Linked DNA regions of Mus musculus: regions 1 and 3 are each linked to region 2. Evidence: chromatin loops called from intact Hi-C (ENCODE). Cell type or tissue: left cerebral cortex. All regions are shown on one strand.

The links. Hi-C counts contacts between places; a loop is a spot of excess contacts. Peaks named below come from ENCODE experiments on the same cell type or tissue, not always from the same donor. Only the 100,000 strongest peaks of a DNase experiment are listed, where the experiment ranks them.
Region 1: it touches region 2 in a loop (6-fold over the local background); 8 of 42 quality-filtered maps call a loop at or near these places.
Region 3: it touches region 2 in a loop (6-fold over the local background); 3 of 42 quality-filtered maps call a loop at or near these places.

The regions. Positions count from the first base shown.
Region 1 is chr9:68,714,034-68,722,033 of GRCm38, reverse strand. All of the region lies in intron 1 of Rora (RAR-related orphan receptor alpha), which reads right to left. Among named protein-coding and RNA genes, the nearest start is that of 9530091C08Rik, 47 kb to the left of the region's middle. In left cerebral cortex, a CTCF peak has its summit at 4,864 (motif pointing right); DNase peaks (open chromatin) are centred at 3,425, 4,476 and 4,878.
Region 2 is chr9:68,650,193-68,658,192 of GRCm38, reverse strand. It overlaps Rora (RAR-related orphan receptor alpha), which reads right to left and starts at 4,407. Exons shown (of 11, transcript NM_013646.2): 1 at 4,221-4,407. The coding sequence starts at 4,386. It overlaps Gm31325 (a long non-coding RNA gene), which reads left to right and starts at 4,402. Exons shown (of 2, transcript XR_379584.1): 1 at 4,402-4,468; 2 at 4,785-5,126. In left cerebral cortex, CTCF peaks have their summits at 3,443 and 4,423; DNase peaks (open chromatin) are centred at 4,271, 4,396, 4,597, 4,914 and 6 more places; H3K4me3 peaks cover 3,350 bases; H3K27ac peaks cover 3,272 bases.
Region 3 is chr9:68,397,031-68,405,030 of GRCm38, reverse strand. No RefSeq gene overlaps it. Among named protein-coding and RNA genes, the nearest start is that of Gm22169, 60 kb to the left of the region's middle. In left cerebral cortex, no CTCF peak of the experiment used is centred here; DNase peaks (open chromatin) are centred at 1,330, 1,797, 2,663 and 3,831.

The DNA of each region.
Region 1 (8,000 bases), 64 kb before region 2:
TCCCTGCCCTGATGCTTCAATTAACAATGTTTAGGAATTAATAGGATTCTAGATCCTGCTTTCTATACCAGACGCCTCCTTTCATGGCAAAACATTCTGAGCGCCCTGAGGTTTTATGGTCTCGAGTTTAGTTATGAAGTAATGAAAGAGCTAACACCTCAAGGGGCCGCTCCAGACATTTTCCAAGGCCTCCTGTCTACAGCCCTTAGGATGTTTGCAACAGGTCTTCTTAATGCCCGCTACTTGCTACTTACAAAACCTGAAATACAGCCCCTGTCACTGGGGAATCTGGCAGAAGACAGAATTGATACATGCTTCCTTTAATAGGGTCAGAAGAGGTCTTCCCCTTTATGTGTCACACACTATGCTCAGCAGAGGAACTCTTCACACACAGGAACCCCACGGACATTGGATGATCAGTCAGTGAATAAATAAATCGGGGTCCATGGCTGCAAGTATCAGTGGAAACCAGCATTGCTAATAAATTCCATCCATGCCCCAGACACTACTGAAATTCTACCTGATATTTTCATTTAACTATCAGTTTATGTGCCTATCTATTTGTGTGCACATGTCTATGTCTCATGGGAGGCGATGGATGCAGAAATCAAAAGGGTAAAAGAAGCCAGAAATGTTAGTATATTAGTAGGTACTGATTGGTCAGGGCTCATAACATCTAGACCTGTGTATCATGGTAAATGTAGAATCTTATGCCTAATCAGAGGCAATGCATCATATCAAAAGCCAGAAATCCCTCCATCTAAGGGCCTTAGAAGATTCTAGAATATATAAAGTTAGGCGAGGCAAGGAAAGAGTACCAACCAATCACCCACAGACATGATTCTAATCTTCAAGTCAAAATAATTCTAGAGGTGTACTTTCTATTTTCGAGGGTAGGGGAAGGATGCTAAGGGAAGAGGCTAGATATTGAGGGCCAGGTGTGTGTGGAAGAGGTGCAGATATTGAACATAGAAGCTGCATAGCTGGGTCAGGGAATCAGGGCTGCTGGTTTTCTCTGGGGCAAAGGTTGCCTGCATAGTTCATCAGGGAGAGTTGATATCCCTGTCTCATCTCAGAGGCATCCTGCATCTTATTGGCCACCACAGCTAACCCCATGAGCCACGTGGGGTATTTCACCTGTCATCTCTTTCTCCCCAGGGGGGATTTTATTTCCATGACTCCTATGGAGAAACTGAGGTTCAGCTGAGATACAATGACTTGCCCAGGATAGTGCAACAGGAAAGTGGGGCGTTAGGGCTATGATTCAAACTAACCCGTGAGTGTTCTCAATCAATGGTGAGGCAGCACAAGACCCCCAGTCAATGCTGGAACACTTTCCTATTGGAGATTTCATCCACTGAGGTCTAAAGGCCAGCCTGGGCAGGATCCATGACCTTTCTCATATCACAAACATATGGAGAAAGCCATCTGAACTATGTGTGAGTTGTTGCTTTCCCTGACACAATGATGAGGTTTCCTAGGCCCTTCAGAGCCACCACTGACATCCATTCTCTTCCTGTATCCTCAACCCCTTAGGGATCAGCATCATGGGATATGGGCACCACTCAGATGGGATAACATGCTACACATCAGATCAACTGGGAGGTTGAGGGTGGAGAGGTCACAGAACTGAAGGGCAAGACAAGTTCCTGTTTTCCTAAATAATCAGCTGTCACTGTCTTGACAAGATTTACACAACACTAAAGAGCATGCCTGACTTAAGGAGGCCCTGCTCAGGGAAAAGGCGAGGAGTGGGTTCTAACTAGGCTATCATGCAGAATGCTATTAAATCCCCACAGGCTTCCATTGTCCTTATGTAAGTCCCATGAGTCTGTACGAATTGGCTCTACCAAGCCTTCCCCTCCAGAGAAGTGAGAGCTACACCTCCTTGTTCCAACTCAGACGTCATGGTTCTTGTTTATTCCAGATCAGTAAAGGCTAGAGGAACAATTCTTTCTGTAGTAGGTCTGTAGATGCAATAGAGTGCCCCTCCATTAAAAGCTAAGGAAATCTAGAAGCATAAAGAATGATGTTTAGAAAATTAGAAGCAATATGGAGATAGAATGGAAATTGACAGCTGGGCTAAGTAACTAGAGAACCCTTTCCAAGAAGCCCCTCTTCCCAAATCCCACGTGCCAATCAACACCAAAGCAAGCCTAGCTATTTACTGCTCACACACGGGAAAATACAACACCCAAGAACATCCACTGCTATTATGTGTCAACTCAAACAAAGAAAACTGGGCTGCCCATGAAGAGCAGAGGGTCCTCGTAAAGACAGATGTGGAACCTTGCCTATGTCATCCCACACTGAACACCCCTACCCAACACCCCAAAATGTCTCCACACCCTCTGAGAATCCGGGTCCTCTCTACTCCTTCTTCTCAAGCTCAAAAAATAAATAATAAATAAATAAATAAACTGCTGTCAATGTGCAATGTGACACTCATGCGTTGTCAGAATAATAGTTCCTATTCCTCTCCCCTTCCTGCCGCTTCTGCCAAGGGAGTAGCTTCCCGTGTCAGTACCATGCCAGGCACTGAGCCGCACAAGGCAGCCTTCCTCGACTCTCAGCCAGGAAAATGCTACCAATTGAAATCTGATTGTGGATGCGGCTCTCACTGTCATCTGTTGGGGTGATTTCTTGCTAGAATGACAGTCCCATCTTCTTCACGGTTCAAAAGTGGCTGTGTGAATCCTTGGTTCCCCTCTGTCTCAGGAGTATTTCAATGGCTTTATAGCGGCTGTGCTTTAATATAGTCCGGTCCTTTATTAAACTCCTTCTTCCATCCTGGGCCTTTACTGCAGACTGATGCCACGAGAGTGGTTTGAAACTTTACCTCAAATAAATACCCATTCAAATTCTAATAGGCAAAACAGGTGAGAGATGTGGAGTCTCCCCCCACCCTGGAGAACCCTGGAGGTTCTCTAAACAGAAAGGAAACAGGGCTATGGAGAGAAGTAGATCTCAGCAAGCAGAAGGTCAGGGTGCATTATCCTGTCAAACCTGGAAGCAACCCGTTCTTTGTCACTGTTCAGGACCAACACTGAAGTTACAGGTAACATTTGCATTAATGTGTTATAAAGATTAATGAGGCATCTGAAGAGATCTCATTGAATCCCACAATTATTCTCTGTAGTTTATAGGTTTTTTTAATTAACTCACAGATAATATATATATATATATGTGTGTGTATATATATATATATATATACACATATGTGTGTGTGTATATATATATATATATATATCCCAGAAAGATTAAGTAACTTCTCTAAGGTTACAGAACCTAAGCAGTAAAACCTTCCCGCAGCCCGAGGCTGTGCTCTGAAACCACTCTCTCTATACACTGAGCTGCCTTCAGTCCTTGAAGGCCTCCGACTGGAATGATGTAAGAATGCGCAGTCTGGCCAGTGGGAGGATGCTCAGTACAGGGAGAAGAAACACAGCAAACAAAGTCAGAAGCTTTTCCTATTTTTAAAATGGGAGCTCTTTGGAAAAACTGTTTACTTATGAGGCCTCTGGGAACCCTGACAAATGGCTACAATCTTCCCCGACAGTGCTCTCGACATGGTAGATGGAAGTTTCCACTGAATAGCTATTACATGTATGTGCACCAGCAAGTCCCTTGGAATAGTAGGATAATTCACTATGTTTATCTTTCTGGTGCTGGTGCTAGTGCTGAAGAAGAGACCAAGATTATGGGCAGAGAGAGATGGGACAGGGGCAAGGATGAGCAGAGAGGAGAAAGGAAAGGAAGAAAAGGGGATGCCAGGAAGGGAGAGGAGGAATGAAGATAAGAACTCAACTTTATGCATCCCTGGTACTTTCCAGAAAAAACTGCATGCCCTGAGGCAGAAGAAATGGCTCATGGGCTAAAAGTGCTTTCAGAAGACCCTAGTTCAGCTCCAAGCACCAGTGTTGGATGGCTCACCACTGATTATAACTCCAGCTCCAGGGACTCTGACACACGTCTGGATTCCTCCCGCACTTACACTCATGTGCAGATTTTTGGCCCTAAGGTATAGTTACAGGAGAACAAATCTAAAACCTAGCTGTACAGGAATGGAATGCATGACCTCAGAGAGATCGCCATGCCCAAAGTCACAGAGCTGCTCAGAGGTGAAGCCAGAGGAAGGGTCTAACCTCGAGACTCCTGTGTATGTCAGTTGTTCTGCCTGTGTGAATGTGTCTGTCTTCGTTCCCAGGGCCTCCTCACCAGCACACATGGCTCTGAAGCCAGCGTGCACCTCTCCTCTTAAGGTCAGCCCTTCCTGGATTTACAAGAGACAGCCACAAAAAAAAAAAAAAAAAAAAAAAAAAAAAAGCCATAGTTGTTGATTCTGTCCGATTGGACACAGTGACAAAAGTAAGTCACAGGATCAGCCACAGCTCTGTTCCAGAAGCAGCCCTTGCAACGCCAATGAGTCAGGCTGCGGAATCAGCTGAAAAGAGAACTTTTGGAAGAATCATTGCTCACTTGCTTCTTAGCAGTTAAGTCTGTTAGACATCAACCTGCCAGGGATGCTTTTAAAAAGTCTTTTTATCCCTTCATTACAAGGCTCAAAGCTGTTGAGTCTTCTCAACTTCCAGCTGGACTCAGAGATCTGTGTATTCCTGGAGATAATTTTTTTTTTCTATCTGCTATATTTGAATGATTTTGAGTTCCTCAAAGCAGCAATGCCTACATCACTAAGACATTCAGATAAATATGAAATATTCAGTTCTTATGCAGATATTTATAGACTTTTAAAACTCTCAGGGGATGCAGACAACTTGACTAGGATTTTTTGACTCTGGTGAAGTTTTCTGCCTAAACTCTTAGGATCTGAAGTTTAGACCTACAATTTGGCCATGTGACCACCAGGTGGCGATAGCGCGTCACAACCTAGGGTCAATCAAGCTTGGGTCAGTGAGTTTTCTTCCCGCAGCCTGTGCTGAAAAAGCAACATCTTAAACACACTCTTCATTTAATTTCTTCCTACATTTATGAAGATTTTTTCCACACAGCACCTCCACTACCACCACTGAGTTAGGGCTTCACAGTCGGTGGGACTCAGGACCTTTATTTTATTTATCCACTCTTAAAACTTTTTCTTGTTTATATGAATATATCCATACCATTCCTTCCTTTCAACTTATCTCCAAACTAATTCCTTGCTCACACTCCATTCTAAGCTGCATACTCTTTCTCTCTTTCATCTTCTTTGTCTTGCTATTGTTTGTTGTTGTTCTTCTTCTCCTCCTCCTTCTTCTCCTCCTCCTCTCCTCCTCCTCCTCCTCCTCCTCCTCCTCCTCCTCCTCTTCTTCTTCTTCTTCTTCTTTTCCTCCTCCTCCTCCTCCTCCTCCTCCTCCTCCTCCTCCTCTTCCTCCTCCTTCTCCTCCTTCTAACCTACTGAGTCCAGTTAGTGTTGCCCATATGTACAGAGAGGAGCTGACTGTCCCTTCCCAGCATCCACCACCTACCTAAACCTCTCAGAGAGGGATGGAGTCTCCCGAGATTCTCTCCCATTTGGTCTGGAATGATGGCTGGCTTGATTATATAACACTAAAATTTTAACCTGGCACTCAGAGCCCTCCAAGGGGGCAGCAGCCTAACTATACAGACTCCACCCTCCTGACAGTCCTTTCTCTTTTTCTACAGCTTCCTCATAATCCATCCCTCCTGTAGTTACATGCAAAGCCAGTCCTAACGGCGGTTACTCTGCTGACATTTCAGGATACCCACCTGATGCCCACCTACCACCTCTACAAGAGTTGGCAGAGGCTGTTCTGACAAAACTCCATCAAAGGAGTCTGAAAAGCCTAGCATCCAATTAGCATCCATGAAAACCCAGAATGCCATTTCTGGTATGAGATGTGCAGACTACTGAAAAGATCTTAACAGTAACTGGAACTTCAACACGTGGAAGTAGCTACCTGGCAGTCCAATGGGATATACCACTTCACATTTCTGGAGTAAATAAACGATCTCACAGCCTGCGTTATTGAGCTAGCTGTATCTCTTGGACATCTTTCCATGTCATTAACTATTACTGGGTGCATATGACAACTCCCCCAAGAGACAGCTCAGTGGGAGGGAGGGGGAGGGAGGGAGTCAGGGAGGGAGGGAGGGAATCTGGACGCAAAATCAAAGCACTGAGTTTCAATGCTGATTCTGGAAGGTACCAGCTGTGTTTGGGCAATTGACTCTGAGCTACCATGTACAAAAGAACATAGCATCTGTCACCCATTCCCTGACCAGCCAAAGAGATAATTTATTAGATTGTGTCTAGCTTGGGCAAATCCTCTTGCAGGAACTTTTCACTAAGCACCCATTTCTCTGTCATATCTCCTTATCTTGCTGTTATTGCCGTGATACTGGAGATGAGACCCAAGGCTTCCTGTGTACTGGTGGGCATGTGGTCTGCACGCTTCACACCCAGCTGCCCTTACCTGAACCCCTTCCCTCCTCTCACCCCAACAGTCATTCTGCCACCCACCCAGTGGCTCTACCCATGGCTCTAATGTGGCACTCACACTAGAAAGGAAGCTGTAAAATGACTGAATCCTTCCAGCCAAGGACTAAGATGGCCTTAGATATCATCTTCCAGATGCCCCCATCTGAACAGTAGGTGGCCACTTACAGCCTCAGGCACCAATGGAGTTAAACCCAGCCTTCCTTTGTCTTTAACCAGCATCTCCAGAGTCTCACTCCCACTACCTTTACACAGCTCCAAAGCAAGTCTGGGCTTCTTTCTGTCCCTTGCTTGACTTTGATGGTCAAAACCATTCAATCAGGAGTGTGTCTCTTCAGGGTCCTGTGGATGCTGCTAGGCCCGTGGTCCTCCCTGATAGCACCTCAAATGGTGTTCTGTGCCTCAGCTACCCAGTTTCCAGGTTCTGCATTGTTAATTTCTGATGGAGATGAAGATTTGCTCCAGCGAAGATAAACATTTTCCTCCGAGTCCTTGGCCAGTTTCTTGTCCTTTCTACTCAGAAGAGAGGAATGGCCTAGCTGAGCCACCTCGGGGATTTTTCAGCCCTTTAAGATCGTTGTAGCCTTCCTGTTTCCCTGTTAATATTGGAGGTGGGTTTAACTCCTACTCGCTTCATGAGAAAAGCATGCCCTCTTTTGGCCTCTCCATCAGCTACTGATGGTACAGTGGATGCTGGAACCACTTCCTGTTCTCCTTCAGCAGCACCCTTGGCAACTTCCTTCTTTACCAAAAGCCCCAGAAAGAAGAAAACAGCATACATCAATAGTACCTAACAAAGAAAAGGAAAAATTCACATGATTCATCACCGACTTCTGACTTCCTCTGCCCGTGTCCCAACATGAACCTGCCTGCTGGCTCCTCCAGCCTGGTAAAATTGAAGAGATGGGCCAAAAGGAAGCCATATGACTTGGGCCACAGACTCGAGACATCGACTCCTGGAGAGGCAGTGTTTTAGTTCTCAGTGTGGGTTCTAAAATAGGACTTGAGGATGAATCCCTACTGCACAGGGACTGCCGCTCTGATGCAACGGAACTTCCTCTGTCTTTCTGATCTCTTCCTCTCATCTGCCCAATGGGTGTAGTAGTAAGGCTTTGTATACTTGACATGGTGAACACAGCTCTGTACAGTGAATCAAAGGGCAAAATACCTGCTGTTTCAACATTCTATGGCCAGAGCCTAAGCTGGGCCTGGTGACACTGAACATGAGGGTGCCCGTCTTACTCTTGTTCTCTGACAGAAACTATTCTCCTTTTTCTACCTTTTAATGCTTGTGTGTGCATGCGTGTGTGCATGTGTGTGTGCATGCATGTGTGTGCATGTGTGTGCATGTGTGTGTGTGTGCATGTGTGTGTGCATGTAAGTGCGTGTTCTTACATGTGAGTGGGTGTGCGTACATTTGTGTACTTGTATGAAGCTTCTCCTTTTGTCTTCAAATCCTCTCATCTCACCTTAATCTCCAGCTTCTTTGGTGACACTGGGCTCACCCAGATAATCCAGGACCCCACCTCGTGGCCAGGTCCCT
Region 2 (8,000 bases):
TTGCCAGAACCCAGGTTCTACAAAGGCATCCACCATACTTCGGGGTTACAAACAGACTTTCTAAAGACCAGGGCTCCTCAGAGTGCCACTTTGAAAAGAGAGAATGGGTGTGCTTTAACTATTTTAGCCACTCGGAACTCAAATTCTAGATTAATAATTCATTTCTTTACAAGAAATTAGGAGGAAGCAACAGAAAGGTTACCCTAACTATCATGAAATGCATTTTCTAAAATTATTCCTTTGCATTTTAAAGAGTATAATTATAAATGCTTTTATGAGCAATTTCCCAGAAAATTCAAGTCCTTCAATTAAAAAAGAAAAAAAAAGTTTATCCCATTCCTCTGGCAAAGGAATTTTTCTCCCAACCAGAGAAACTAATCTGAACATTCATCTCTAGAAAAGTTGCCATATCTCTAGGTAGGAGAACCTTCCAGAACATCGATCAGCAGGGGCTGGCGAGAAGGGCAAGGGAAGCATTTCCAGAGTGTAGGAGTTAGACAGTTCCAGCATCTCTCTGGGTTGCAGAGCCATGCAGGCCCTGTTAATTGACTTTTAAGTCACTCTCAGCTGAGCTTCCAGGGGGCGGTCCCTCCATCCCACCCAGCTTCTCAGTGTTAATCCCATCCTTTGGTTTTGATTTTTTCTCTCTCTCTTAGGTTGGCCTGTCCTAAAAGCCTTGCACACCAGTACTGGGAACCCACTCACTATGTGGTGCAGGGTCCTGTGAGGGTAACTTTAGTGATGTGCAATATGCAAGCTTCTGGTGCGCATATAATATGGAGATTCTGGGAAAGGGTTCCTAACAACAGTTATGTCACAATGCTCACAGCTCCCTAAAGCCCCTGAAAGCCACGTAAAATTAAAGATTCACGGTGGGTTTTTTCCTTTCATTTTTACCCATCATGTTGGTTCTTGCCTGTCTTTTATTTTCTTCCGCCTCTTTCACAGTGCTGTAAAGACAGGGCAGAGTGAAACCAGCTGTCATTAATACTTTCTAGAAAATCGAAGGGTTTCATTAAGACTGCTACCATTCCCTTGGAGTTGTAAGGAGCACAGGAAGATAAGCTTCCAGATTATGAAAGCACACATCTGATTTGGAAAGCCCAGGCACTGAAGGCCTCTAATCCGTTTCATACTTAGATTCCTAGGACGTAGGAATGTAGCAATAGCCTCAAATCTACCCTGGTAATATCTCATGAGGTCACATCAATGTCATGAGAATTACACCCTCCATCCCTATAGACTCCAAGCATCTGCCGGCTGCAAACAAGCCCTCAAAGCCCCTTGGAAAACGCCTCCCCGAGTCAGGAAGCTTCCCAATTCACCCAGAACCTTCACTCACCTTCCAGGAGGTGGCACAGGCTAATTGTGAGGTGGTGGTGTTTGCTTTGCGCTTTGAGCCTGTGCTTTTATGTTTTAAGTATTTAAGAGGCATAATCACCTAGTGTGTAGGTTAATTTCTTTCTGATATTGTAATTTATGCAACATTAATATGGGATGCCAGCTCCAATTTTCTTATGCTTACACTCCAGGAGCCGAGTTGAATATTCTGCCAACTCCATTACATCATCTAAAAACCCAAACATTTCCCATTTGCACAGCACTCACAACTACCCAGCATACTTACATAGTCTCTCTTTTTCTCCCAGATGCTCTCTCTCTCTCTCTCTCTCTCACTCTCTCTCTCTCTCTCTCTCTCTCTCTCTCTCACACACACACACACACACCAAGATTGGCAACCCTGAGAAGTAGATACTACATCTGAGGTCAAGGTCTGCAACTGCAAGTAGTTCCTGGAAGATATTACTATTGCTGTGTTGGCTAAAGGATGCCTCCATGTCTGACCTTCCTTTTTTCCATTCAGACTGTTATGTAACCTAGTGCCTGCGTGCCGGATGTGAGTGGAGTGTCTGGGCCTTCCTTCCCCCCTTCCCATTAAATCTCCTTGGAGAAACAGACAACAGACAGGTTTCTTCAAAGAATGGGGGTGGGGGCTCTAGGGGGTAGAGGGATATGGGTCAGCAGGCCATCCTGGAAGGTGCACATTGCTTCTATTTTTGTTCCTTGGATCTTTGGGGAGGCCGGGGGGGGTACCAAATTCCCCGGCTTTATATAATTTGCGAGTTACAGATTTGTAGTTGGTTCTGCAGCCTGCCACCCCATCTATTGCAAGAACACACCTGGCAGAAATGACACCTGAAGATGTTAATAAAGCAGGGGAGGTGGGGAGGGGCTAGAGAAAGAAGAAAGGCACAAACTAGAAATCAGAGCCACTTACTAGACACTGTGCACCCCTTCTTTTAAAAAAAAAAAAAAAAGCCTCCAAACACATGAAGGGGATTTTCTCCAGCGTTTCTGATTAACCCTGTTACATAACCCGCTCGCATTCCAAATCTCGGGCTCTAAATAGACTCCTTGCAGCCAAAAGCTCTGCACAAACTCGCAGAACTGGTGGTCCGTTGCGGCCGCCCCCCACCCGAAGCCTTCACACACACCCCTTTCCTTTCGTCCCGGTCCTTGTCGCCCCCATTCCCCTGATTCAAACAGAGCCTCGACACACTCTTCGGAAATCGCCTTTAATTAAATGGTACCCCACCACCACCACCAGCAGCAGCATATGTCATCCGGATGGCTTTTACTGTACTTGAATTCCGTGAATGGGAAAGCTCCCGGACAGGGGGTGTGGCTAAGGTGGGGCGGGAGGGGAGAATACTGTAAAACAGCCAGCACATGATCAGCCATGTTCCTACCTCCAACTAACACATCCAAGAGGAAGGGAGGGGCTCTCGGTCCCCCCTTCGTCTCCCCACAGACCCCATAGCCGCCAAACCTGGCTGGAGAGATCCACTCTGTCCCAAGCCCCTGGGTGGCTCGCAGGAGCCTGCTTCCTCCGGAGTGACAGGCGTGATTTATACATTATTTACAACAGTAATTAAAGCTGCAGCTTCCTCCTGCTCTTTGCAAACTCCAGGAGCATTCAAATAAATAATCCCCCACCCCCGAAGGAGGGGGTGGGGATCCCACAGCAGCTTCTGACACCTTTAAGAAAGAAGTCAGCTCCCCCCACCCGCGCTCCCCCGGTTAGACCACTTTTGGAAAACGACCGGAGAGGAGCAAGCACCCTTGTCTCCCCAGGTCCTCTCTTTCACACACTCCAGACACCAACACAAAATGAACCAAAGGCCCAGGAAGGGCTGCCTCCTTAGCCCTGGCCAACCAGCACTCAACTCCGATCAACCCCAGGTTCCGGCAGAAACGCTGGGCATCGCGGCGAGCGGAGGATTCCCAGAGCAGAAATAAGTTTGGGTGCTTTTCTCGGCTTTCTCTCTCGGCTTGTTTGCCTCGCAGCCGCTCCCTCCAATCGCGCGTGGAGCGCCCCACTCCACCATTGCCCTCCCTCCGCGCGCTGCACACGCCCCCTGCCAGCCTCCTCTAGGACTGCGGGCTCCGAACCCACGGCTACAAAGTTGCGCTTCTTCCTTTTGCCCGGCGGGGAAAATCAACTCCACAACATCCCGCGCGCTGGGACCCGGATCTCTCTGCCTTGTCCTCCAAGCCTACCCCCAAGAGCTGCAGAAGAGAAGCTGCCCGCGTCGCCCCCCTTCCGCCCCCTGAGACTTCTAGGTCTCTCACTCCTCCCGAACCTCCAAGCTTTTCCGGGAGAGGGAGGATTCGAACACTTCTCGATTCCTACCGCGGGGTGGTGGGGATGGGTATGAGGGAAACTGTCAAAAGCAGAAAAGGTAACCGAGAAAGCGAGTAGCCACAAACAGACCCCCTCCCCCTTCTTAAAAGGACACTACCGCTTTAAAAGTTTCTTTACCCCCACTCCCCCATCTCGGTTTCTTTTTGGTGGGGGGAATCGTATTTAATTTGGATAGCTCTTCTTTGCAGAAAATAAAACATGCAATCAAGGGGGAGGTGGGGTTGGAGTCGTCTGGCTGTCAACGCTCGGGTCCGTCCCCCATTGCCCTCTCCCGCAAGCCCAGCACTGGCTTGCAAAAGTTTGCAACATTTGTGGGGGGCCGCGGGGGGAGGGGCGGGGGTGCCGGTCGCTCAGGGCACCACGATAGGCTCGCGCGCGCGTGCACCGGTCCCGGGGACCCCGCGTGTCGCCCGCTCCCCGAGCGCGCGCTCCCCCGGGGTGCCTGGTCCCCTCCGGGCTCGGCGCACCGCTCCCGCCGCCCCCCTGCCCGGAGCCTGGTCGCAGCGTCTCCTACCTCGGCTGGAGCTCGCATAGCTCTGCCTGCGCCCCGCGCCCGGTGCCTCGCTCTTGCGGCCCGTGTCCTGGGTCAGCGGGGTCTCCCTGGAGCCCGCGGCCGCCTCCGAGCCGCTGCTGCCCGGTTCGCTGGCGGCGGGGTCGGGGGCTGCCGGAGCTGACTCCATGTTTTTTTTCCCAATGTAGAGATCGGCGGAGATGGCGAGCTCCGAGACTCCCTCTATCTTCTGTTTTCAGAGCGACTCTATGGTACCAAAAAAAAAAAAAAAAAAAAAGGAAAAGGAGACGGGCGAGAGCAGGAGGGACCTAGCCAGGCGAGAGCGCGAGCGAGCGCGCGAGTGGCGGTGGACGCGTGTGCGGCCGAGAGGGGACGTGAGGCGGGTTTGGCCACAGGCAGCGCTAGCGAGAGCGTCTCCAGCCGGCCCCCGCACCCACACTCTCCACCCTCCAGACCCCAGACCGGGAGCTACACAAGGCTGCCAAATTTGGGAGGTGGAGAAGAGGGAGGGAGGAGAAAGATGGGGTGCCTCCTGCGCCCCGATCCTCCCTCTCCTCTTTAACCCAGCTACAGAAAGGATCGGTCGGCGACGTGTGGCTCTGTCTACTTTTGAGATTCCCTCGGGGGCAGTAACTCGGTGTCTCCTATCCGCAGCCAGCTTGGGAGGAGGAGACAAATCCGGTTATCCGCGTTGGGGCACTCGCTGGTAACTGCAGCTCTCTGCAAGCTCGGTCCGAGGCTGGGGAAAACTAAAAGGGAATTAGAAGCTGACTGACAACCCTCTGGAAGGAGGAAGGTGGGAGGACCAGACGACAAACTTGGCGCTTTTTACTTTGGGATGGGACAGTCTGGGGTTTCCAGTCTTAGATATGACTGAGTCTAAAATAAATTTTGTGATTGTAGGATGCATATGTCTAGCCAGTAACTAGTGTTATGGGAAGAGGTCTCTTTCAAGCTCTTTTGCCGTGTTTTTTTTTTTTTTTTTTTTTCCTCCATGAAGGATCCAGAAACTGTTTGGCAGGCCACTATTTTGTGAAGAAAACTTTGGTCAGTTTGGTGAAGGACTTCTGAACCCATGAAAGGGGCCTAGCTGCATCTGAACTCCAGTGTGTCTGCTAGTTTCCTATTCCCACTGGTATTTTTGCTATTAAATGCACAGGCTCATCTACAGCAGACAGACATCCTGGAGAGGTATTAATAACGTCTGGATAATAAAAAAAATCCAGATAATTAACGAGTCTTATCTTTATAAGGCATGATTCTGAGCTTAACTCCCTTTGGAGCACACCCATCTACTAGCTGATACTTAAGGAAAGCTGAGAATTAAGTGCTTACCTCTACCCCAAACTCCAGTAGGAAATATCAGCACTAATAGGCTGGGTGGTGAATATCCTTATGTGAGAGCTGGCTTCTCTGTCTCAATAATGAAGCCACCATTTCCTTTTATTTCTGAAGATGCTAATGAAATCAGTTCATTTTTACACCCCCACCTTCCTTCCAGAAAACCTGAAAAATTTAACAACACAAATATTATTATCTACCAGAAGGTGGCAAAAATAAGTGTGTTTCAGGGGTGTGCGGTGGGGGGAGAATGGGGAGACATTGTACTTTGCTAATTTTCTGGTTTGGAAAATGCTTTTTTTAAAAAAAAAAAAAAGGATAAATCTAGTTAAATAGTTTAAGAAGGCTCCTCCCACACCCCCTGCCAGTTGCTGTTGATTGGTTATGTGGATTGGATTCAAGCACACAGTGATCTTTGCCATGGCCTGTGTATTCACCTGCCTAGCTGTGGCCCATTCTTCCAGATGATCTGGATGGGATGTGAAGGCTTCTAACACCTAAATCTGAGCTCTGCAATGATCCCTGGCCATAGACTATCCGCTGGTGCCTGTACACAGTGCTATAATGGTCTCCTCTATCTCAAATCAGATGGGTGGATTCCCCAGACTCATTTTCTGAGTAGCATCTACTCTCAGGACTTTCTATTGGTTAGCCTGTTGCTGATGTTCTTGCACCATCACATTTGACTTCTCTAAGTCTAAACAAACACTTCAAAGCACACAGCTTAATAGACAACTTCCTCTGGGACAGAAGTCTCAAAATACATCTGCTGGTTGTCTTAGAATATTGTTTTATTTTTTTTATTTTTATTTTAAGTTGTTACTTGAAACAGAGTTACATCACTCTCCTGTTTATTTTTTTACTCCAGCTCCTCCTAGTAACTCCCCCTCCCATTCCCACTCCTACCCCCCCCAAAAAAAGCTCTTGGTCTTTGATTACATTTGTTGCATATATATGCACGTGTGTAAACACAAATAAATATAAATCAAACCTGCTACGTCCGTTTTGAATTGGTGGTGTGTATATGGCTTCAAAGCTGACCACTCTGCATTGAACAACTAATTAAAGATGCTCATCCTGAGAAAGGCTGATTCTACCCCCCCATGTTCATAGTTACCTATAGTTCAAGTCTAGAAACAGGATCTCTTCAACGTTAATATCAATATCAATATTGATATCACTCTGGTTTTATTTATGTTGATTCAATGAGAGACTGTATCACAGCAGAGTCCCTACTCTTCTGGCTCTTCCAATATTTCTGAACTTTCTTCTACCATGTTCCCTGAGCCGTAGAGAGTGGAGCTGTGATGTAGATGTATCCGTTGGGGCCTTGCCTCCCCCATGATCTCTGCCTTGTATCCAGTTGTGGTTTTCTAGGTAGGGCTCCAATTGCTATAAAGAGAAGCTTCTTTGAGGAAGCTGATAGTAGCCACAGCTATCGGTGTTCATAAGGATAAACTGTAGAATGTAGTAATTACACTGTTGTAGCAAAGTGGTGGAGATAGATTCTTGTTGTTCAATAGCTTCCTTGATGGTTCTCCTTCAACCAATTGGATTAGGTCAGTCTAGAAACATCTTCCAGAAAAGAAAGTAAGGCCCTTCAAGCCTTAGTCGAGATAGAGGCAGATCTCTGTGAATTTGAGGCAATCTGGTCTACAAAGTGAGTTCCAGACTAGTGGGGATTACAGAGTGAAACCTTGTTTCAAAACAAAATGAAACACTGAGATAAAGTCTGCTCCCTTTGGAGAAAGATCCCAGAGAAGGGTGGGGGGCAAATTTCTCCTAACTTAACACAGTTGCTGTGTCTGAGTTTAAAACAATCAGAAACTCAAATGTGGTCCCCTAGGGGAAAAATAAAAGTGAGCTAGACACCTTCTTGCCTGTCAATCATTGCTAGTTACTAGAGTGTAAATCACCTGGGTTGGGGAAGCATTTGAAACTGGAAGAACACAGTGAGCAGGTCTATATTCTTTCCCTTCCTGGGGTCCTTTTCTGATTACTAATTAAGACTCTCCAGTTTTCCAGATATTTGGATAGACAGGAACCTCTTTTAGACCCTGCTCATGGAACAAAGGGCAACAATGTTTGCTTTTAAGTGATTTTTTCCCCTTACACTCAGTTCTCTGATAGGCTCTGGCTCAGAAAAGCTGCTCTCTATAGAGGAGATGAGTCTAAATCCATGTTTTGCTTTCCAGTTTCTTCTTCCTCCCCCTGTCCCCATACGGAGTCCAGGACCTCCTCACCAATCCCAGGTCCCCCTCCCTATGGCAATACTACTTAATTCTCTGCTAGGGTAATTACAGAGAACCTCCAAGTTCATTTGGAGTCTTGTCACATTCCAGTCCCTAACTGTCCTCATCCCAGTGCATCTGCTGGGTTCTATAACTCTTGGCTCTGACATCTGCACCTCCTTTTTGTTGTCTTCATTCAATATCAGACATG
Region 3 (8,000 bases), 250 kb after region 2:
AGATGAGGAGGGAGCAGTGTGATCAAGTATATTTAGGAACCCAAGGGACAAGACAGAAGGACTGGTGTGTGAGGGAGTCTCCTGCTTTTACTACAAGTGCTTACAGGTGGGGCAGCAGAATTAGGCCCAAGAGTTGGGAGATCTAGGGATAAAGCCTGCTGCCTCTATTGACCTCCACTACGACTTTGGGTAAGTTACTTAACCATTCAGTGTAGCTGATTAAGCTCCCATAAAGGGGGTAATGAAAAATGTATGTGTATATATAGAATTTATTTATAATATATTTATTATATATATTACTTATTATATATACATATATGTGTGTGTGTGTATGTGTGTGTGTGTGTACATATACATATTGGTGTCATTAGGGAACCCTTTAAAGGACTGAGAACAGCAGAATAGCACCTTTCAGAAAATATGTGTTCTAAGACTGTGTCCAATAGTCTCTGGAACCCTTGACCTGAAGGATGCCGGTGTGCATGGGGTTAAGTATTGTCGGTGTTTTAACTGGGGTGGAGGGTTGTCTATACTGAGTTCAGAGTATACTCCAATGGCCACTATGGGTCTTCAGACTCTCAGTAAAGAATTTGTGACAAGTTAAAAAAAAAAGTTGGGTAAGAATTTACTAGTGTTTGTACCAGTTTGACATTGTTACTGCATCCATGGCACATGACCCTTTCATGTTTTGTAACCGGATGGATGGGAACTGGAGAAACAGAATAGCCAGGTACCAGAGAGTTGAGAAGCATTGAGGAGGACTATAGATTTCAGGATTTGTTTCACCTTAAAGTTTTGAGACATACAGTTGACCTGGCTGACTCCATATCAATGACATGAGGATACCTATAAGAAGAGCAGTCAATCTTTTGTAATTTTGAATATTCCCTACATGATGCTATTATGTAGTCACATGAGGCAAGTGGTGAGTGGAGTTTCCTAAATTTTAATGTGCAAGAAAATCACTTGTGACCTGATTGAAATACAGATTCATTAATTATAGAGTGGGGGGGTTTGCAAGCCAGCAACCTTGCAAGCTCCCAGGTAAGGCCCAGATTATGTGCATAGACCACGCTTCTCAAGTTAGATTCACATAAACTGTGAGCGTGTATCTAATCAGACTGTAAACACTCACAGAGCAGGGGTTAAGATCTGCTCTGTAGAAACAAATACAAAGGAAGGGTAGACAGCACCGAAGAGATGAACACTCAGACACAGATGCCAACTAGGAAGTAGCCAGATAAGACCTTAGCCCAGGACAACCAATGCTCATAATCACCATGTCCCCGCTGCACCGTATCTTTGTGGAGGCTATTTCTGGTGTTGATTTGGGCTTCCATCTGCTCTGTTTCCTCTCTTACCCACCACTCCCACCCCCACCCAGTCACTGGTTTTCCAACAAAGTAACTTGTGGAAAATTATATAATTCTCTTGGCTCAATTAAAAAGAAAAGCAAATGTGCCCATGTGGCAGTTTAACCCTAGGTAAACCTCGATGCCCCACCTCTGGATTCCAGTAAACTTGGGTAGGAGTTTCTTCTAGGAGTTAGGAACAGTCGGAGAGAAACCGACAAAGGGAAACAGGCTAAAACTAATCCTAAAACATAGCACCTCACAGAGTCCACGAACTTCTTCATTAGGGAATCTTGGTCTCCTAAGGGATAACAAGTCAGTAAAACCCTGTGTTGACATCCCAGACCAGGCTAGGCTACAGAGGGAATGACTCACAAGGTCCTTTCTGAACCCCTTTAACATTCAGCTCCATGACTTTGCAGCCATAGCCAAGAAAATGTGACTATCAGAAGACCTTGGCTGGGAGTGCTGTTCTCAGGGTCCTTGGGTCTCTTGATGTCCCACGTCATTCCTGCCTGGAAGGACAGCCAGTCCTGTCTCTGCTTCCAGAGGACTTTGAATGTGTCCCCACATCACACTAAAGTGAAGTCAGTGTATGAGACTCTCATTAGAACCTAAGACTTCCTAGTCCACGGTAGCCACATCTTACGTAGTCCAATGTATCTTTAGCTGCTAAGGGTACTGCATGGGTTTAGTCTGCAGAGCAGTTTGATAGACATACTTCTGTTTTCTGTGTAGAATCAGCCAACACTGGGATAATTCAGATAACTGGCAGGCACACGAGACCTGACAGGAAGTCCTCTCAAGAAGTCATCAGATCAACAAGGAAAGTAGCTGCTGGAGAATGAGAACTCTAGGTTGGAAGAAGACAGCAGACATATACAAGCAAGGAAAGATGATTAGAGTGATCTTCATGGTTCTGGGGTGGGCCTACACATTGCAGAGGTTGTTTGGCACGCAGCCATAATGCTCTACAGTCAGCCAAGGAGACAATAAGCCCTTGCCGTAAACATAAGGATGCAATGTTCAAGTCCTGTCCTCAAGCTCCACCCCAGAGGGTCTGCCAGAGGATGTTGGTGGGGGTTGGCTCCCGAGGTGACAGATCTGGAACGGGAAAGGACATGCACGTCTCCAAACATCCAGACAAGTTGAAGGACATACCTGTGTCTGGGGATTTGGCTGCATGGGGCTGGGGAATTGCCAGCTTCCCAATCTAGCTCCTGTCTTAATAGTGTTTTATAGTGTTTTATGTTAATTAAATGTCGACTGTAGGCATGTGCCAAGAGGCCCTGCAAAATCTGGTGCGTGGGGACAAGGGGACAATTGTACTTACTGCAGCAGCTGTCCCCAGATGCCCACAGACCAAAGTGTGAGAGGGAGAATAGCCCTCATCTGGGCTCTCTACAGAGCTCATTGGAAGTAGACATTAGCGGCAGAGGGGGCTGAGGACCAGGCTGGGGCTTCTGCTTAAATAGATAACAACAGGATTGGACTGCTACCTCATGCCTGGGCCTATGCCTTGTACCTTATCCCTCATCTCCTTGCTTCCAGTAGAAACTGCCTCTGCTGGTAAATTGAAATTGGAGCATATAGGAGGAAGGTAGAGACTGGTGCACAGCAGAGGCAAATCTGCCAAGAGTTTGGATCATGGAGGCACAGGCTGGTTTGCTTATTTTATAGCCTCAGGCTGCACAAGTCACATCTCACATATTAGAAGCATTTATTGTAGGCCAGACCCTATGCTGAGGCTGCACATGGCCCCACAAAGCTGTCCACAGAGGAAGAGTCCACTGTCGAGAGGAAATAGGAGAGGAAAGATGTTAGGTGGCTCTTGGAAATGATGCTTTCTAGGTGGAAGATAGCTCAGGTCGGGGAGTACTAACTTTGTAGCATCAAGATCTGAGTTCACCCAGAATTAAAAGATTTAGGTGTGGTGTGCATCCTTCTGACCCCGCATAGAGGAGACAGAGTCCGGCAGCTCCCTGGGGCTTGACAACTATCTTCAGGTAAAAGTCTCTCTCTCTCTCTCTCTCTCTCTCTCTCTCTCTCTCTCTCTCTCTCTCTCTCTCTCTCAAAATAAGTAAATAAATAAAGATGAATGGAGTCCTAAGGGACAACACCTGAGGCTGACCTCTGTCGTCATCCACACACATATGTGCACACAGATCTACATACATACACACAAGAAGTTGTGCCCCAATTAGAAGCAGGGCAGAAATTTCAGGCAGCTTTGCACAGGACTTCCTGTGTGCTTAAGCATCACCCCAGTTGCCTTCCAGCCTGTGAGTTTGAGGCTCTTCAAACTCTTCAGCAAGAAAGTTACAGTTACAGGCCTTCCTGAAGAGAATGAGCGTCAGTCTCCTCCTTCCACCCTCCCCTGCTGCTACTTCTCCTCCCTGCCTTCTGTGAATCTTCCCAATCCATGTCTACTCTCTGGGAGAGAGGGGAGGGTTATCTAGCGGCTTCTTGAAGCATCTTTTCAAGGCTCCGCCTCAGCGGCCCAAAGTTGCAGCCTTGTCCAAACTGTCAGAGCCATCTGCCTGCAGTCTGTGTGGCAGAAAGACCATCTGTCAGCCTCTGACCCTTGCCTGTTCATCTCACAGACCACTTGGGCCAGCTCCATGCTTGCTGAGAGCCTCTGAGGTTTCAGTCCATCTCCCCAACCTGACTGACAACTCCCAGGCAGCTAGAAGAGGGAGACAGAGGGCAAGATGAGCTGAGAAACCATGTTCTCCCTGGGAACACAAGCACGAAAACACACACACACACACACACACACACACACACACAAACACATACACACACACACATACACACGCACACACACAGCGGGGGAGGGATGGAGAGAACATACTTTCTAGTTTGCAACATTTTCTGTCATTCCTTATTGTAAGCCGTGACTCATCACAAATTCTCTCTTTATGGTATAGGGGATACAGGGCAGGAATGAGCACCCTAATTCTGCCTCATCAAGTTAAGTTGTAGAGAGTCAATGAAAATGTCAACATTAAAGGATTATCTCAAAGTATTGTTCATGGTCCCTTGCCTGTAGCCCTGAAGCCTAGGAGCTCCCAGTCGAAGCTGCATAGTAGAATGCTTGCAATATAATGTCAATGCTTGGGGACTGTCACAGGCCAATCAGTTCTGACGCCATAAAACAAGGACTAGAGGTGGCATTTTGGAAAAGCTTCCTAGATCACTCAAATAAGAATGGTGAAGTGAGATTGAGTTACCACAGAGATGTGGGAAATAGGAACAGTTAGGAAGGAGGGAAGCAGAGGGCAGGAGGCCCTGTTGGACAAGGATGATTTCGACCAGAGGATAAAGCAGGCATGATGGATCTATAGTGAAGATAAGCATGGTGTTTGGGGAGGGGAGAGGCTGTGTACTAGGACATAAGGAGAGGCGGTGAGTACTAGAGAGGGTCCATGATGGGGAGACAGTGGCTGCTTCTGTGGATGCATGAAGCAGGTAAGAATAGTCTAGATCCTTTCCTAACTCCTACTAGAGGTTCACTGAAGACTTTTAAGCAATAGAAACAGAATATCTGGCGTTGTATTCTAGAAAAGATTACCTTGGTTCTATATGGAAGGTGGATTACAGTGATGTTGTTGAGGAATTAGAGGGCTAGGTATAGACACAAGCATAAGGGCCTGAGTTCTATCCATACGTAAAGAAACCAGTCATGCTGGTACACACTTGTAATCCAACTGCCAGAGAAGCAGAAACAGGCAGAGCTCTGGGGTGAACTGATCAGCCTGATTCCCCAAACTGAAGAGTTCCATGTCAATGAGAGATGCTGTCTCCACAAAACCAGATGGATAGTGGTCCCGAGGAGCAAACCTGACCTTTGGCCTCTGTGTGTACACACAGATGCTGCACAGACATGTCCCCAAAGTAAAAGACCTGGAACAGAGAGATCAGTTGGGCTCTGCAGGATGGCAGGAGGGGTACAAGGGTGGAATTAAACTAACAGTGTGCTTTGTGATGCCAGGAACTTTGATAGACAGAATTGTGAAGACAAAAAGCTAACATGCTATAGGGAGAAAAAAAAGTCCTGATCTCCCAAGGACAGGGTAGCAGCTGAACCAACACTGACAGATGCCTAACTCTGGACTGCTCAACAGAGAAAATAAAAAAAGCATACCCATATTTGTGATAGCAATTGTAGTCTAGTTTCCATTATAAGAAGCATGGGGGTTGTGGGCTGTTAGAACTACTACTGTGTATCAAGGCTTATTCCCCAGGATATATAAAAATCAGTGATGTTGGGGTGGGCTAAGGCTCAGTCATCAGAGCGCTTGCCTAGCGTTCATGAAGCCCTGGGTTTGATCCTCAGCACTGCAAAAAGCAGATGCCGCCCCTGCTGGTAATCTTAGCATTTGAGAAGTGGAGATAGGAGGACCAAAGTTCAAGGTCATCCTTGGGTACATTGCAAGTTCGTGTGTGTGTGTGTGTGTGTGTGTGTGTGTGTGTGTGTGTGAGAGAGAGAGAGAGAGAGAGAGAGAGAGAGAGAGAGAGAGAGAGAGAGAGAGACCCTTATTTACACCTAGATTTAAAATAGTTTGGAGAATTTGCTTCCAAAAGTTGAGAGAACCAAAAATATCTCAGAACCCCAACAGAAGCACGGACTGGCTGCTCCTTTTTGGACAGGACCCACCATCAAGAGCATAGCTCTGGAGTAGCTAAAATTTGATGCTTCCAAATATGACAGTCTAAGGCCAACAAAAACAAGCTGGGGGAAGTGATCTCTTAGGGGAGGGAGAGGGTGTTGAGAACCCAGTTAGGACTATGGATAGGGGGAAAGGGAGATAGGGAACAAGTGAAACTGTCCCCCTACCTCAGTTTTCATGGTTTCCAGGACCATGCTTTCTCAGTTAGAACTTGCAGTGGGACCACAAGAAGAAAAAGGAAGGGCATCGTGGCTGGGGCTAGGGCAGGTGGCTGATTCCCTAGCAGAGAGCCCAAGGTCCCAGCAATGCACAGACCCTGCAAACTCTCTACAATCCAACACTAGCAGCTAGCAGTGGAGGTGGGCCAAGGCAGGGAAGTTTCTCCTTCCAAGGTGAGTGGGAAGACAGACACCTGACATTGCAGGTGGAAATACTAAGTGGAACTTATTTTAACACATCATTTTATCAGTGGTTAAGTGATATTGTACTTTACTTTTATTGTCCTTGCATCAAGTAGCGATCTGATCTAGTCTAAGCTCTCAGTCTTTCTTAAATACCACATGAGAGACACCATGCTTGAAAAACTGACTTATAAAAGAAATTTATTAATATTTAAGAGATGTCCATATAAAGTTTGAGGGGGGTTGGGATATAGCCCAGCAGTAGAGCACTTGCCTATCCATGGCCCTGAGTTCTGCCCCCCTCCCCCAACACTGAGAGATAGATAAGTTAAATGAAGAAAGAGATGATGGACAGAAAATGGGTCATATTTACAGGATTTCAGTAAATGTATATATCATGCAGTGATAAAATCAGGACAGTTCGAATGGCAGCCATTCTTAACATTCATCAATTTTTATGAGAACATTCAAAACCCTCTTTTAGGCAGTTTGGAGTTTGCAAGACCCCACTGCTAACTTCAGTGACCCTACTGTGCTGCAGACCACTAGAGCCTATTTTTGTGTCTGGGAACTAAGGCTTGCCTGCAACATCTGCACATTGTAATAAGAAACATGCATATTTAAGTGAACATATTTTGGGTCACTAGGTACTGTGACATGTCTTGACATTTAATGCTTTGGACATCTCATTTTGACTCACTGGATGAATAAAAAAATATTTTTTTAATTGAAGGCATTGTATTTTGGGGTTAAAAAATTCTCATTTCACCATGAAACTATCACCCAGAAATAAGTGTATTTTTCATGCAGAAGACTACTTTAAAAGTCTGGAAACTATATCTAAATGGAGACCGCCGAACCTTTTCATTTTTAACTCCCCAGTTTTATGAAGTAGAAGCAATGATATTTAGAAGAAATATTCTGAGCAGTAACCAAGAACATCTTAGGTACTCAGAGCACACTATTCAAAATTATTAAGGGATTTATTTTGTTTGACTTATGCGTGTTGTGTGCATATGTATGTAATGTGCATGAAAGTATGTCCCATGGTCCACATGTCAAAGTCAGAGGACAACTTGCAAGGGTCAGTTACATTACCTGTGGTCAAGGTCTAGGTCAGGTGCGCCCATGCTCTGGGCCTTTTCTCTAAAGGATTAGAAATAAGAGCTCACAGTGTTTCGCAAAGAAACAAGATCATTTTGTTTGAAGCTAAATGATAATAAATATTAAAGAATGACAGCTGGCCACATGAGTGAGTGTACTCTAGCAGCCTAAGCTATAACCTGGAGTCTCTTTTTCTGGGACTGAAAGGTTTCTATGTGGTATAGTTTGGTTGGTTCTCTGCTTTAACAGATTATGTAATCATCTCTTTGTTGTAAATGTCACTCACCACAATGTATCTGATTTTAATTATAAGCATGCCTAATTATGTATGGGCATAAGATGGTAAATAGAGAATTCTCCCTAAACACTACTAGAAGACAGTCTTTCTTTACTACGTATATACCCAAAACTAGTTCAGGCCAGATCAGTGCTTCTAACGTTCATACCTAAATACATTTGGGACTATACTT